Regions from separate parts of the Mus musculus genome. Here region 2 is linked to region 1. The links are chromatin loops, found by intact Hi-C in ENCODE. Cell type or tissue: left cerebral cortex. All regions are shown on one strand. Links, peaks and the distances in the headings refer to the core of each region. The heading gives the core; the rest is flanking DNA.

Region 1 (8,338 bases), core at 72-8,071:
TATATTGGCTAGGCAAGAACACTACTATCATGTTGCATTTCAAGCTTGTTAGTTCTGTTAGATCAGGATGCATCAAATAGGAAGTCATCCAAGGCCACCCTGCTGAAATTCTACCATGCGGAGGCTAAGCACAGTGACTTCTGCATGCTCACCACTGTAGGTCATGCCACAAACACTAGCTTCTGTTTCATGTTGTTCTTCCACTCAGCTAGAAATAAGTGTAGGAGTGTGGGTCAGAAAGGCAATGCAATGACAGGAATGGGGATAATTCCACATCGAGGAGAGATGGATGGAAGTCTCAAAGGTCCCATTTGCAGGGAAGCAGTACAGCCAGCATCAAGATGTGAATTAGGAGGGAAGACTAGGGGAGTCTTAATCTTTATAAAGAAGAATAAACATACATTAGAAATCACAACAAAAGAGAAGATAAGGCATTAAGAGCAGTAGATGTTTGACATTGTCAAACAATCCTTAAATAATAAGTGTAAGATCGTCATTCATGTGACACATGGGTGTGTGTGTGTGGGGTTGCATGTGTGTGTGTTTATGTGTATGTGTGGGGTGGTTTGTTTTGCGTGTGTGTGGGAGGGGGTGTATGTGTGATGCATGTGATGTGTGGTGTTATGTGTGTGTATGTGATTGATATGTGTGGTATGTGGTATTTTGTGTGTGTGATATGCCTGTGATGTGTGGGTTTTGTGTATATATATATATATACACACACACACACACACATATATATGGTATGGTGTGTGTTTTTTTGTGTGTGTATGTGTGAATGGTATGTTGTATAGTGCTCTGTGTGTATATAATTTTGTTGTTATTATTAGTGTTATTTGGTTTTTTCTGGAAGAGGGTGATGTTTACTTTGACATAATGGAAAAATCTCATTTTTTTCAACATTTACTTTAATTCTAATTATGTGTCTGTGTGTATGTTTCTTTATATGAGTATTCACACATGATTTTAGGTATCTATGGAGGCCAGAAGCATTGTATAGCCTAGAGCTGGATTTATAAGTGATTGTGAGCCACCTAATATAAACTAGGAGCTAAACTCAGATCCTCTGGAATTTCCATCTTAACCATAGAGCCATTTCTCCAGCTCCCTGGAAATCTCATTTTTGAAAATTTAGCTTGGTACACTCTTGCACAGTCTTAGGGGTAGACCTGACTAGGATTGCAAGAGAAGGAAGAAAAGATAAGCACCTAGATAGATAGAAAGTCTAGGCTGTCAGATGGAAAAGCTGAGGCCCCTCAGAAATTCACTCTGTTTATTATATACTGTTGGATGAGGTGGTGGGGTGTTTCAGGTAGATAAACAAGGAGCCAGGGATTATTGTATGCAGCTAAACAAGGAGGCAGTTTCAGTAGGAGCAGCCTCTGAAGGGGAGTGATCTTCAGGCCACAAATATCCAGGGGGAGGATGTCATGGTGAAAATTTTCTGCATATGTCATCAACATCAGCACACAGACCAGAGGAAGGCTTTGTCTGAGGGTCTGAGGCAGTGGTCCTTAACATGGCCAGCTCATGGCAACAACATACCCACTCAAACCTTCCCACACTCCAGGCTTCTTCTGCTCCTCATATGAACTGATGAACTTATTTGATGACTTTTATCAGTCTAAGAGTCAATGTCATGTTTATCAGAACGACAATATGTTCAACTTATAGATATGCATTTATCATCACTTACCCCATATTTCAGGCTACTAGTTAGTAGGGCTGCCTGAGATATTGCTATTGGGAACTATCACATGAGAGACAGTGCAGACTTGAGGTTTTCTTTCTTCTTCTTCTTTTTTTTTTCACACACATGCACACACACACACACACACACACGACTTAGGTTAGAGAGAAACATTTAAAATGTAAATAAAATAAAAACGAAAAAGATAAACACACAGAGAAAGAAAAGAAAAGCTAAGGTATGACTTTTATGAGGAAAGAAACTTTTAAAGATGCCATTAAGTTCACTTCTGTTGATCATCTACTGATGGGCATGCAGCCTACCCTTCAAAGAATAGATTCCCCAGTGAGACTTCCTTAGGAAAAAACTGTAATTTTCATTTGCAAGTGATCATCAATTGGAGATAGCTTCTGAGTCAGGGATGGTGGCATGTGTCCACTTCTCTTTTTAGTTCACTCATTGGTAAGTGGATATTTGCCCAGAAACTTAGAATACCCAATTTGCAAAACACATGCAACTCAAGAAGAAGGAAGACCAAAGTGTGGAAACTTTGCCCCTTCTTAGAATGGGGAACAAAATACCCATGGAAGGAGTTACAGAGACAAAGTTCAGAGCTGAGACAGAAGGAAGGACCATCCAGAGAGTTGAAGTTTTCTAAACTGGGTTTATGACATTATTCTAATTCCTATCAGCCACAGGAAGAGAGGCTACGTCTGGAATCAAATGACAGAAAATATTCCAGAGGTGGGAAATCAAAAAAATAGTTTTTCCCATCACATATTCTTACCCATCATCAACTGAAATTTAACTTAGACAGTAGATCACACAACCAATGTTATTTTGAAAATTCTCTTCTGTGGGTATAATCAAAATACAACTTTCCAAGTGTACTTATTTTTTCTCTTATAGGTCTGAAAGAAGCACAGATGACATAGATAAGAAGTACTGCGGATATATAGACAGGGTCAATGTTTATTATACATACTGCACTGATGAGAACAATATCATATGTGAAGAGACAGCCAGCAAGGTGCAGTTGGAAAGTGTGTTGAATGGCCTCCCAGAGGATAGCAGGTAGCTACTCTGAGTTGCTTGTCCCTAGCTGCTCTCCTGCTGTGATGGTTTGAATGAGAATGGCCCCCAAGGGCTCATTTGAATACTTGGTCCTCTGCTGGTGGAACTGTTTCAGAGACACCAGAAGGTGTGACCTTGTTAGAGGAGGTTGTGTCATTGAGAGTGGGCTTTGCGTTTTCAAAAGCCCATGCCATTCCCAGTTAGTTCTCTATCTTGTGCTTGTGGATTGAGCTGTGAGCTCACAGCTACTGCTTAGGACCTTGTCTGCCTGCATGCTGCTATCCTCCTCACCACAATGGTCATGGACTCTAACCCTCCCAAACCAGGAGCCAAATTAAATGCTTCTTTTTATAAGTAACCTTGGTCAAGGTGTTTTTGTCACAGCAATTGAAAGGTTGCTAAGACATCTGTCACTCAGAAGAACTGTAGGCAGTGTGCGTCTCCTCTCACACAAACACAGTAGCAGCAGTACAACTACAGTCCTGCCTCTCTGTAGTGTTTATGTCTAGATTTCTTTGTCTCATTTGCTGACTGCCACGATACTAAGTCATAGCTTTTCACCATGTATTTTCAGCATACAATGCGCTGAACACAAGACCATGCAGCCTATTTCTTCTCTTTTTTTTTTCCCCAAAGATAAACCAGGCAAATTTCAACCTCAAAGAAAATAAAGTCTGGAAAAATATAGAAAGCATAGTACGATAAGAACAATTTGTATTAAAGATGTATAAATACTTTAAAAAGATGTGAGGGAAAATAAACTTTGCAATTGACATAGCGAAGCATTTGATGAGTACTTTATACCCTGTCGTAATAAAGCTTAATAAACTAGGAGTAGATTTCCCAAATACAATCAAGCTTTGACATGAAATAAACAGCAAGCAAATGAACAAAACTCTGAAGTTTGAATTAACATCATAGTTCTAGCAAGAGAAAACATATTCCTAGTTTTAGAATAAGATAAGAATGAACGTTATTAAATCACTTCATTCGTCATTATTAATACGAAGAGCAGAACACCAATGGATGTTAAAAAATGAAGCTGGGCAAAGATCAGAATTAGACCAAAGCTGGGAGGACAATAGATGGGAGTATCTATTGCTAACCCACCCTGGTTAGTGAGGCCAAGTGGACTGAAGAAAATACCAGAGATCCATGTGGGGACACCAGGGGATGCCACACATTTGGGTTCAGGAGTAGAGCGATCAAAGCACTTCTCATTTGTATTATTAAAGCAATCAAGACACAAGGTGGCTTTTCGTCTCCAATTTGTGAGGGGGACCTGAAGGTTAGAGGTCAGTCTTCTTGGAAGTACCTGGTGTTGAGTAGGTTTTACAATCACAGCAAAAGAATATACTTGGTGTTATGTCTTATCATCTTTGGTCATGTGAAAAGAGACAAGAATATTCTTCCTAGGCCTTTGCCTTTCCCACAGAAATGATTTGGACACACCATCCATGGTGTTGCCTTCATGTCCTTCCTTCCAAGTGCATCCACTTACCAGTTCCTGCAATTTGGTCCAGACCGCAAACATATGGAAAAAACATTGTGTACTCTGTACCATCCACAGGTCATGGTAAGTTCATAGCTTTCTTCCACAGGCTCCCTCAATCTTTCATCTTTTCTTAATGACCTTCAACATCATGATCCGCAGAATGTTCTGAGTTTCCAAAGAATTCAGAAGAGAATTATTCCCTTATACTACTAGATAAGATGCTCTTTGCTGAAATCTATGAGACTATTGACACTTGGTTCCAGGTGAAAATAATGTATAAACATTTGTCACTGTGTATAGTGTTAATGCATTGAAACTGAATCTTAACACTTTCAAATCTAGACTTTTGAATTTGTTCGCTAAAACAATTGTTAGTGCTAGCTGCTGCACAATTATGGTAGTAATAAATAGTTTGGTAGAAGATCTGTAGTGAAATAGACTCCGGACACACAGAATACTGACCAAGAAAAGCTTCAAGAGGCTAAGAGGAACCAGTTTTTTCCCTGGAAGCATACTGCCCTCTAGTGGTGGCACAGAAGAACTTTCCCCTGGCGTCTTAATAAAGGGAGCCTTTAGTTGAAATAAAACCACCACAGGTCTAACTCTGATGGAAATAGACCTGGTCTCCACCGGCAGCGCCCCTGCACCGTGTCCATCCAATCCTATTTACTGTGGAAGGCATTGAAAGATACTCAACCAAGCGGGGTAGTGCACAACTGTAATCTTAGAACTCAGGAGGAGGCTGAGTGCAGGGGAACAGCTGGGTTCTGGGCCAGCCTCAGCTACACAATGATTTACTATTACACCCCAGTTGGTTTCACAGACATCTACACGGTCTTTCTTGTTGAATTTAGTAACTCTGGAGAGATTTACAACCCACACACTTTTGGGTCATAATTAATCAGTTGTATGGATTTGACTTACTTCTTTAAATGAAACTACCTTTGGGTATGCAAAGAGAAAACATATTTTAAGCACAGCAGCATCTCTTTCCCAGGCCATAGTGTTTGGTCACCGTGTTTATCACAGCAACAGAGAATAAACTAGGACAGCCTGTGGTCCCAGAATTATGGAAGTGGAGGCATGAAGGTCAGAGTTCAAGGTGATCTTCAGCCCAGTGACTTCAAGTCCAGCCTGAGATCAGCCTGTGTCAAAAAAAAAAAAAAAAAAAAAAACCAACCAAAAAACAAGCAAACAAACAAACAAACCAAAAACAACAACAACAAAAAAAAACCCAAAAGCAAACTAAAAAGAAAAGTGTAGAACTTCACTATTTAAATGACCTTCCACTCAAATAAAAGTCTCAATATGCTTTGTGGTCTTTGAACAACATAAATCGTAGAAAAGTAAAAGTTTCAAATGAATACAATCCAATGGACACCATGTCTATTTAAAGGCTATGGGCATTTCTGAGGCAGGATCAGGATTTAATAAGAGAAAATCCCAAAGACTCTCAGAATATTAAATATGGAGATAGAGAATTACAAAGTGAAATATCAAAACTCCCTTCATTTATCTTTCTTTAAATTTTGTGTATTGTTCATGAGGAGAGCAGAAGAAGACATCTGAGCTCCACGCATTTTCAGCACACTTGTGCAGGAGGCCTGCCTTGATAATTGCGTGCTGGAATCTCTTTGTGGTCCTCGATATTCTACAGGAAGCTCTCTTAATCTTTAGTCATTTTTCCATACCTGTCTTTGATCTCATTAATGAAGCTTTAATGGCAGAACCTTATGTATGAGGATTTAATAAACTGATAGAAATATTTAATTTACTAAATTAAAACCCTGATGCTGCCTCATCCAAACCTCGCTGAAAGCAAGGGAAGCGACCTAAGTGTTGTAGCTGATGCTCAACAATCAGTTGATCTCGGAGCAAAATCCCAAATAAAATAAGATCAGACCCAAAGCTTGTTTAATAACATATATCATGATGAAGAGCGACATTCCTAATGACCTTTAACTGAATATCTTATGAGTGGAAAAGCAGTTGGGAATATGTTAGAGGGCCTGTCATCCTGGAATTTTCTGAAATGCAAATTATGCATTGAAGGAAAAAAAATGGAACTTCACAGAGTCTACTACTGATGGAAAATATACTGGATGCATCAATGAAAGAAAAAGTTGAGCAGAGGAAGAGAAAGGAACTGAGTGTTGGTAGAAAAACTAAAAGCCCCACTGCTTAAGAGAACAATGAAGTAAATTCTCTATCTGTGAAAGAAAGAAGTTGCTGCTCATTATGGAGAGTTCTTTCTAACATTTACCATCTACTAATTTTAGATGATACCCTCCCCACAGTGGACAGGCAGTGCTCTGTTTCTCCATCTCCAGAGAGCACCACATCCAATGAGCCTGGCTAGGTAGGATTAGCTGTCTTCTAAAACTCCTTTCTGGCAGAAATGAGAAACAAGCTGTTTATTTCCAGGGTGATCTGATTTCATTTCTGCTGTCCACCATTGTTTTTGTCTTAAGAACCCAGTTCATACCACAGTGAGGCTGGCTGTGTTCTTAAAAACCTTCACAGGGAGGGAGGGACCTGGGTGAGAAAGGGGAGGGGAATGGAGGGGAAAATGGGGCAGGGTAAGGTGGGTGGGCATCGTAGGAGAGAAGCCCAGAGTGCCAAGAAAATGAATGGAAATATGTGGCTGCCAGGGATTGGGGGAAGGATTAGAATGTCCCAGAGACTTGGGATGTGAGAGACTCCCAGGACTGATTGGGAGTGACCTTAGTTGAAGTATCCAACAGTGGGAAGATGGAACATGAAGAGACCTTCTCCAGTAGTTAGACAGGGACCCCAGTGGAGAGATAGGGACACCACCCCACCTTCCAAATTTTTCACCCAGAATTATTCCTGTCTGAAAGAAATGAGGGGACAAAAACAGCAGAGATTGAAGGAAAGGCCATCCAGTGACTGGCTGGCCCAACTTGGGATTCATGAAAGAGTTAGGGGAAGGACTGAAGGAGCTAAAAGGGATGGCAACCCCACAGGAAGACCAACCGTGTCAACTAACTCGGACCTCTGGAAGTTCCCAGAGACTAAGCCACCAACCAGAGAGTATACTCGGGCTGGGATGTTCTCTGAGGCCTGTCGCACATATGTAGCAAAGGACTGCCTTGTCTGGCTTGAATATAAGGTGGTGGGGTTGGGATGGGGAAAGCACCCTTTCAGAGGCAAAGAGGATGGGGTAAGGAACTCTGGGAGGAGAGACCAGGTCGAGGGCAACATTTGGGATGTAAATAAATAAATAAATAATAAATAAATAAATAATAAATAAATAAATAAATAAATAATAATAAATAAATTAATTAAAAAGACTTTTACGTTGTATCAGACTTTTTTCTTGTATGATACAATGATATATCCTAGTAAAACCTGTTATTTGTTTTCAGACAGGATTTTGCCATATAATTCAGGTGAGGCTCAGTCTTGTGTTTGTTCCCATTCATTGGCTTGAACTCATGGTCCTCGTGGGTTTTTTGCTTATTTGTTTGTTTGTTTTTTAAGCCTAAAATAAAGCTTTTCCTGAAGACAAGTTACTATCAAATCATCACAGCAAAGACATGCCTAAGAGCAGGAGACAAAGACAAGATGAAGAGGCACAGAGTGATTTTCGATTTTCTGAAGAAATTCTCTCCTCTCTCTCTCTCTCTCTCTCTCTCTCTCTCTCTCTCTCTCTCTCTCTCTTACACACACACACACACACACACACACACACACGCACACACACACACACACATTATCTCTCTCCCTACCCCCCAGCCCCCATTTTTAGAAATAAATAAGCAGACAGAAATATTACATCAAACCTAAGAGGTAGAGGATTCCCACAGGAGTTTACTCATGGGGGTAATGTTCTCAGAAACACAGTTGCTTAATTGGAAATAATGGCCTTTTTTAAATCAGTTCCTCCCGAGTTTGTTTTGTTTCTGCAGAGCTTTCAATTCCAACTGATAAAGAATGAGAAACATGAACAGGCATGGATGCTATCTTTGTCTGCCTCATTTCTGGGCAACATCTCACAGGGGACACAGGAAAAATAAAAATAACCCACATACAGCAGCCCCAGATCTGGGAATTCC
Region 2 (8,338 bases), core at 304-8,303, 520 kb before region 1:
TTTTTTTTTTTTTTCCAAGACCCCAGTCAAGGAACATGGCAGGGCTAGAGTAATTTCAGAGAGAGATGGTAAAGGAATATGGCCAACCTAAAACAGATGGAGGGTCTCAAGTTGTTTCTTAGGGGCTGGGCTGCTTGCCTGAGAAGTGAGGTTCTGAGGTTGACACAGAGAGCATGCATGCTTGTACAGAGAGGGGGGGGAGAGGGAGGGGGAGAGAGAGAGAGAGAGAGGGAGAGAGAGGGGGGGGGGAGGGGGAGGGGGAGGGGGGAGGGGGAGAGGGAGAGGGAGAGGGAGAGGGAGAGACTGATTGGTGGGAGAGACTTCCTTTCAAATCTATGGGAATTCACAGTTTGCCCACTGAGGTTGCTTGGAGTCTCTGTTTTGCCTCTATTTCATTCCACAATCCACAGGCATATGGTAGCTTTGGCCATGTTGTCTGCTGTGATAAAGAGAATAAGGGAAATTACACCCTGGTTCTTAAAGCGCCCAGCAGTAAGGTATTCTTAATAGTTCAGTGCATTGACGACTACAGTAGTCACATGCCATGCCTGGATTTATGGGCATGTGGCAATAGTCCTAGGTGGCCTCTGTTATCTTCAGATGTCAAGGGCCCTAAGGCTGAGTGTGGGACACTTGGTCTACATAGGGTGGATGCTGTGAGAGAGGTGAGTGGATCAAGAGGGCTCAGCCTTATCCAATTAGTTAAGTGAGGGAAACTCTCTAAGTTGGGAATCTCGTTGTTGGAGACCCTGAGGTGTTTCTTTGGTAGCTATGTCTTGTCCTTGGATCTTCTCCTCTTAGTCTCTCGTTGTTCACTGCTAAGGGGGAAGCTTTGTTCTGCAGTAAGCACTCTGCTACCTCATGCCATCTCCGTGAGCCCAGAAAGAACTTATCAGGACTAAAACTTCTGATATTGAATCGAAAGAAGTGCTTCGCGCTTAAACATCTTCAGTATTATTCAAAGAGATGAAAAATACCAGGCACTGCAGAGAAACAAGCATGCGAATCCATTTTTGAACAGCACTAGCATTTTAATGCTTTCACAAAGCATTGCCGAAATTCAGAACGATACATGGTTAATTTTTCAGAATGTATGCTTAATACATCCCCTCCTACCCCCCTTTAGGTAACAAATCAGCGATGGCAAGTGTTAACTGAGAACCTTGGGCTGGCTATGAAACAATACAAGAACTGGATTTTTGTCCACACTCTCTACCCTTGGGTGGAAGGAAACTTGCTAACATTCTTTAACATTTTGCTACAGCCATGTACAGATGGGTGGCTATCCAGGGGAACGCACCCTGGGCAAGGACTGTTAAAGCTGAGGGTGAGGCGGTCCTCCCGAGCTGGTGGGCACCTTGAAGGGGTTGTCTACGACTGAAGGTGAACGTTCTGGTGATCGGGGGACCAGTGGGCAAGAATCAGAGATGTCCACGCACTATTTTATTTTCATGTCGAGTTTTCTTCACACGCTGGTCCGATCTTTCCTGGAGTCCCGCACGTGGACAAAAACCAGGGGCAAGCTTCCAAGTGCTCCCAGCAGGATGCGGGAGGATTGAGTTTTGAGACGTGTCAGTCATCCCTGAGGAGGGTGGCCTCCGTGTGCAGCCTCCTTGCAGTCACGGATCTTCCGCTGTGAATGTGGAGGGCGAAAAGGTAGAGGAATAGCGAGTACAGACTCATCCACGCGCGGGCTGCGGGGCAGGGCGCTGGGCAGCGGAGACTTACGGCTGAGCGCGCAGTCGCCTTGCGGTGCCGGGACTGTGTTACCCGGCGTGGCCCGCGGGGGACGTGGGGCGGGAAAGACCTTCCGGGATTGTTGCGGGTGTGGTTCGGTGAGGGCGGCGGGCGTGAGGCCCGAAGAGTGCGAGAGCTCAGCGGAGAGTTTGTGTAAAGCCGGTGGAGAGCGTGGGACAGACGGAGTGCTATTGGCTCCACGGTTACAGAGATCCTTCCGCTAAATACCAGTTAGCGTGCGTCACTAAGAAGACGCTTCAATAGAACGATTTTCAAGCTCTCTACCGCCGGTTCTGGTGGCGCAGGCCGGTAGGATTTGCTGAAGGAGGCAGAGGCAGGAGGATCTGGAGTTCGAGGACAGCCTGGTCTACACGCTTTTTTTCTCTCCCATTTTCAACAAAACCACAAATCCACGGTTATACTGCGCCCCCAAACAAACTTTCAACCTCCACAAGGCCTCTTCTTATGTTTCTTCCCCCTGAAATCTGATCGGCTACCCGCACCCCAACCGGATCGCCTTCTTCAGCCCCACCAGCTCCCGCTCCACACTGCTGCTTACAAACCTTTATCCACGCACACGCCCGACCCTCACGCCTGCCCACGCCGCACTCCACACCCTTCTCTTCCCTACAGGTTCTCTCTCATCTCTACAACCCGCCTGCTCAGCTCTCTCGTGCCCCTTAGGTTTCTTTTCTCTAGCCCTGCACCACAATGAGTCATTAGCCACTGTTCAGAGCAAAATGCTCGCTGCAAAGAGTTCGGGTTTTTTTCTTTTCTCCTCGAGTGTTTGGTTTTGTGCACAAGGAAAACAAATGAGAGTTGTTTAGTATTGAGAACAAGAATGCACTCAACAGAGAAGTGGTTGCGCAACGCCCAGGTCGCTACTTAAGAGAAAGAATAGGAAGCGGGGCGGGGCCGGAGGGATGGCTCAGCCTTTAAAGGCTAAGGCCCTGAGAGAGCTGGTTCACAGTTCACCTTTTCTTTTTTTATCTGATACCATAGCGGGGCACACTGACTACCGCTAAGTACAAAAAAACGCTATGTTAAACAAAACAAAAAACGAAAACAAACAAACAAAAAAGAATCTATTCCTCACTGATAAAACTTTAATTCAGATTTAATTCTCAGCGTCCAACCTTATCAATTTACCTGCCCTGAAATTCTCTGAAACGCCTTGAATTTCAATGAACTGAACTGAAAGTTTCAATTCTGCACAGACGTTCACAGGCACAGAGCCACACTTTTCTCTGGCTGCTCTGCACTCTCTCTCTCTTCTGCCTGGTGATGATTTTGACATCAACTTCAGGCCTCACTGTGTGGGCTCACAGAGAACACCCAACCAAAGACATCTGCACTCCCACATCCCCGCTGCTCCACAACCTGCACACAACCGGACCCGCGGATTTGTGCTCTGGCGTCAGCCCTATTCGCTTAGCAAGATGTGACCTCTTTCATCTAACACATTTTCTTTCTCCCCCATTGCTGCTGTGGCCACTCTGGAATCTCTATTTCCTTCTCTTCCTCCTCCTCCTCTTTCCCTCCTTTTGAAAATATTTGTTGTCATTTCCTGAACCTTCCTTGACTTAGTTTGCTTTCTATAGGGCAGATAAAACACCAGGACCAAATACAAGTTGGGGCAGGAAAGGGCTCATTTGCTTACATGTCTTAATCACACTCCATCACTAAGGGAACTGAGGGCAGGAACAGTGAGGCAGGAACTCAGGAGAAAGGAGGCCCTGGCAGAATGCTGCTTTCAATCTCCCTGCACGTGACTTTCTTCTCAGTGTCCTTTCTTATACTTTCCATGATCAGCAGCCCTGGGGTAAAACCTTACCCAATATGCTAGTCTACCCCGCCGCCATCCCATTTATTAACAATCGAGAAAGTACCCTGGCAGGCAGGCCTACAGCCCATTCTAATGGAGGAATTTTCTCAATTGATATCCCCTTCCCCCGCCCCCAGCTAATCCAAGCTTGTGTTAAGGTGACAAAAAAATTGACCAGCAAAATTAACCCCTTGTCAACTTGATACATAAACACAACATTAATAAGCCTTTTTTTTCCTTTCTTGTTTGTCTCCAAGATGTAATGTAATGTAATGATTAATACCACAATACAAAACATAGTATAACTTTAAAAGCCCCACAGTCTTAATTTTTTTGTTTTATTTTTTGTTTTGTTTTATTTATTTATTTATTTATTTAGCACTTTAAGGGTCTAAGTTCTATGTAAAAGTCTGCTGTCTCTTTAAAAGTCTAACGCCTCTCAACTGTGGGCTTCTATAAAATCCTGAACCCCTCTAAAGCACGAGGACACAGGTTTTCCCAACACCTTCCTTGTTTCCTGGGCTCTTTTGCTGAGGACTCTCACTGTTCAGCTGGGAGGACAAGCCTTCCTGGCTATGGTGGCCATTGTGTTTCTGGGCTGGCTGACCAAGGTCCCCTATGAGCCAGGAGCTCAGTGCTGTCCCCTAGTGGTCAAGCCTCCCCATGACTTTGCTAAAATCCAACATGTAGTGAGCAGGCAGCCAGCAGCTGTGCTTCCGCTGCTGGTTGATAGGGGCCAAAGCTGTTAGTGGTTCATGCAACCCTGCAGTTTCAAGATCTTCCTCCTTCTGGACGGCATACTAGAGACCAACGCTAAAAGTTTCTTCCTTCTTAAGGGTAAAGAATGCCCTGCACTCTGCTCAGGCCACTCAGTGTGTAAGCCCACTTGCTGCTTCTGCCATTAGCCTGTTGTGGATCCTGTTGAGTCAACATGGGTGAATAAATACAGGTCCGAGACCTTACAGCACATCCCTTGGGTCTTGTATGCTCTGGGATACTTTAGTTTGCATCCCAACCTAATACTTGCTTATAATATGATGAGATTGTGGTGCGCGCGTGTGTGTATTTGTGTGTGTGTGACTTTTTTTTTTTTTTGTAACATATTATGCAGCCTGAAGTTTGAACTTTTTTTTTTTTTTTTTTAAAGATTTATTTATTATATGTAAGTACACTGAAGCTGTCTTCAGACACTCCAGAAGAGGGCGCCAGATCTCGTTACGGATGGTTGTGAGCCACCATGTGGTTGCTGGGATTTGAACTCCTGACCTTCGGAAGAGCAGTCGGGTGCTCTTACCCACTGAGCCATCTCACCAGCCCAAGTTTGAACTTTTGAACAACACTGTCCTGTTGCAGTGTCAAAGAAAATCGGATATGCTTGGATATGCCTAATTTGCACCCTTGATTCTCAGGTATTCATGCTATGGGGTGAGAGATGGAGGTAGTGGGTGGGACCTGGTAGGAGGTCCTTTCTTCCGCTTCCCCTCCTGGCTCTAGTTTCCTGTCTTGCTATGTGTTCTTCCCCTCTCACGTGCTTCTTTCCCTAGGATGCTGTCTGCTTGAGCTCTATGCCAGAGACCAAGCCAGGAGTCCACTTTTTTTGGATCGTCCTTCAAAACCACAAACAAAACAAACCTCTTTTAACCACAGTAGAAGATGGGCTATTTGTGAAGAGAAATAGGGGAGGGGGGTGGGGGGGCAAAGAAGCCAGGGTGATAGTAAGTGTCGTCAGAACATGTTGTGTGCACCCATGACCACATCATAAGGAACTCATTATTTTATATAATTAACAAATTCTTATTCAAAGGTGAAAAAAATGAGAATCAAATATCATATATATATATATATGTATGTTTATATGTATACATATGTGTATAACCTGGCCTCGATTTTTTTATTACATTATAGGAAATTCTTCACATAGAGGTGTTGTTAGTGGGGAAAACTTTTTTTCATTTGTTTCTTGCACTTCATTTTTATTTGTTTCCACTTTTAAAACATAAATTTTCATTGGGAATTTCACATACCCTGATCATCCTTACTTCCCAGTCCTCCCAGGTTTCCCCATCTTGTCCCCCACCATTGTGGCCTCTCCTCTCCATTTGTGTTGTGTGTGTATAGTCACTGGAGTATAGTCAAACTCTTGGTGGCCAGTCCCTTAAGGAAGAGTGAGTCCTTCCCCTTCCCCACTGTCTCTGCTTACCATCTAGTTGTGGAGAGCTACATTTCAGTATTCTTATCACAGCTGTTAAAAGTTCTCTTAAATGGTTTCCTGTCTAGACTGCTACTTTTGGGGGTTGGGAGGGTGTGGGGGTGGAGGTTAGGGATTGCCACCAAAGCTTTCTATGTCCCTCTTTCTCAACCGTGAGTCTGTAGTCATCAATACCTCTGCAGAAGAAGCTTCCTTGTCCATTACAGTCAGCAGAAGCACCGATCAAGAACCTCCACATGGTATCTGCTGAAAGCACGGATCATGATACCCACCTGGCCTGCGGTGTCAGCATGTGCCACAGACTCAGCATGGTCTCCAGTGGCAGTAAGGGTCATGGGCCCTATCACGGTCCTCTGAGGCAGCTCAGCCTGCAGACATCAACATGGCCTTCAGTGGTAACAAGGGCCTTGGGGGGGCCATGGACATTGCAGCAGGACCATGGACCCAGACATGGCCCCCAGCGACAGCAAGGACCACAGACATCAACCTGGCCTAGGGTGGTGACATTACCGGCCATGTGCAGGCCTTGGACGTCAAAATGGTTCAGCCTCGCTCCATAGCCTATGCACAACTTAGTTCCTCCATCATTCCCACCCCTCCACTGAAAATTCACTCATCAAAATGGCATGGGAACTGCAGAACATCATTCAGGATATATACATACATATTTAAATATATACACAGGTATTAGTATATATGTAAAAACACACATATATTTATATATGTACACACACACACACACACACACACACACACACAGAGAGAGAGAAACACACACATACACTAAGTGGGGAAAAACTTAATCCTTAACAAAATACTGAATTCAGCACAAATAAAAAAGAGGGTTAGGAGGTGGCTTAGCTACCCAAGACGTTGGCTTTGCAAGCCAGTCTGCCAGAGTTTGATCCCATAATTCATGCTGAAATCCTCATTCCCAAACACGTTCCACATTTTCCTCTGTTATATAGTTCATTCTTGATAGTTCTGTTTGGCCTTTTTTTTTTTTTCAGTTAAAGAAATTACTCAAAAATTTAGTGATTTATTAACAACTATCATTTTATACAAGAGCCTGCAGGTCAGAAGTGTGGGATAGCTGAGCTGGCTACTCTCACCCTAGTTTCTTCAAGTCTTCAATCAAGGAACATAGCAGGGCTGGAGTCATTTCAGACAGAGATGGGAAATGTGGAGATGGAAGATCTCAAGTTGTTTCTCAGGGGGCTAGAGTGCTTGCATGAGAAGTGAGGATCTGAGACTGACACAGAAAGCATGCATGCTTATACACAGACAGACAGACAGACAGACTGATTGGTGGGAGAGAACTGGAGACTTCCTTTCAAATATACAGGAATTCACAGTGTGCCCACTGAGGTTGCTAGGAGAATTTGTTTTGCCTCTATTTCATTCTACGATCCACAGGCACAAGGTAGCTTTGGCCATGTTGTCTGCTGTGATAACGAGAATAAGGGAAATTACATCCTGGTTCTTAAAACACCCAGCAGTAAGGTACTCTTAATAGTTGAGTTGACTTCAGTAGTCACATGCCATGCCTGGATTCATGAGCATGTGACAATATTCCTCTGTCACCTCTGTTATGGTCAGATGTCAAGGGCCCTGCAGAGGCTGAGTGTGGGACACTTGGTCTACACAGGATGGATGCTGTGAGAGTGAGAGAGGTGATTGGATCAAGAGGGCTCAGTCTCTGCCAATGGGTTGATCCACACATGGCTTCATAATGTACAGCCTCACAATAGTGAGGGGAGGGCAACGTTCTGAGATGAAGCCTACCTGCTGGAAGATACTGGAGGTGTCTGCCTTACCTGTGGTTCCTCTGTGGTCTCCCAATTACCCCTGTTAGAAGGGGAGCTCTGCTCTCTCACGTGTTCCCTGACATTGAGTTCTGCATCTCCGTAGGCCTAGAAATAATATACCGGGACTAAAACTTCTGAAATAGAGCACAGAGAAATGCTTTCTGCTTTAAACTTCTTCCAGATAATCAGAGATGAAGTCTTATTAACACAGTGCAGAGGAAAAACCAGCAACAAGCTAACATCAAAATCTGTTTTTAAATAGCATTAATATTTTAATACTTGCACAAAGCATTTCAGAGCCCAGAACAACACAGTGTTAATATATCAGAATGTTTGCTCATTATAATTCTTTTGAATCTTTTAAGGAACAAAACTGTGATGATTAGTGTTAATTAGCAACTTGACACACTTTATAGAGCCACCCATGGTACATGCCTCTGGGCATACTTGTGAGGGGTCATCCTTTAGAGTAACCTGAGTTTCTGAAAATGTTGAAGGAGCCATCTTAACTGTGGGCTGAACCATTCCTTATGGACTCTCGAGTGTATAAATGGAGAAAGCAAACTGGACACGAGTCCATTCTTCTTCCTCGTGGTGGATTCCACGTGACCAGCTGCTCCAACTTCTGCTGCTTTGACTTCTCTGTATTGACAGGCTGTAGTTTGAACTGTGAGCTAAAATAAACTCTTCTCTCCTTAAATCTCCTTTATCCAAGAAGGTATTCTATTACAGCAACAGGAAAAGAAATGAAGACAACAA

What was found. Peaks named below come from ENCODE experiments on the same cell type or tissue, not always from the same donor. Only the 100,000 strongest peaks of a DNase experiment are listed, where the experiment ranks them.
Region 2: a loop joins it to region 1, with 3 times the contacts of the local background. A loop is called at or near these places in 25 of 42 quality-filtered maps.

The regions. Positions count from the first base shown.
Region 1 is chr6:129,361,295-129,369,632 of GRCm38, forward strand. Clec12a (C-type lectin domain family 12, member a) reads left to right here. Exons shown (of 6, transcript NM_177686.4): 6 at 2,600-4,009. The coding sequence ends at 2,768. Among named protein-coding and RNA genes, the nearest start is that of Clec12a, 15 kb to the left of the region's middle. In left cerebral cortex, for the core only: a CTCF peak has its summit at 4,781 (motif pointing left); a DNase peak (open chromatin) is centred at 4,766.
Region 2 is chr6:128,841,264-128,849,601 of GRCm38, forward strand. BC035044 (cDNA sequence BC035044) reads right to left here. Exons shown (of 3, transcript NM_001254946.1): 3 at 6,781-8,338. LOC115490435 (a long non-coding RNA gene) reads right to left here and starts at 3,773. Exons shown (of 2, transcript XR_003956525.1): 1 at 1,729-3,773; 2 at 1,007-1,633. In left cerebral cortex, for the core only: a CTCF peak has its summit at 4,208 (motif pointing left); DNase peaks (open chromatin) are centred at 910, 1,975, 3,075, 3,496 and 2 more places; H3K4me3 peaks cover 2,509 bases; H3K27ac peaks cover 1,704 bases.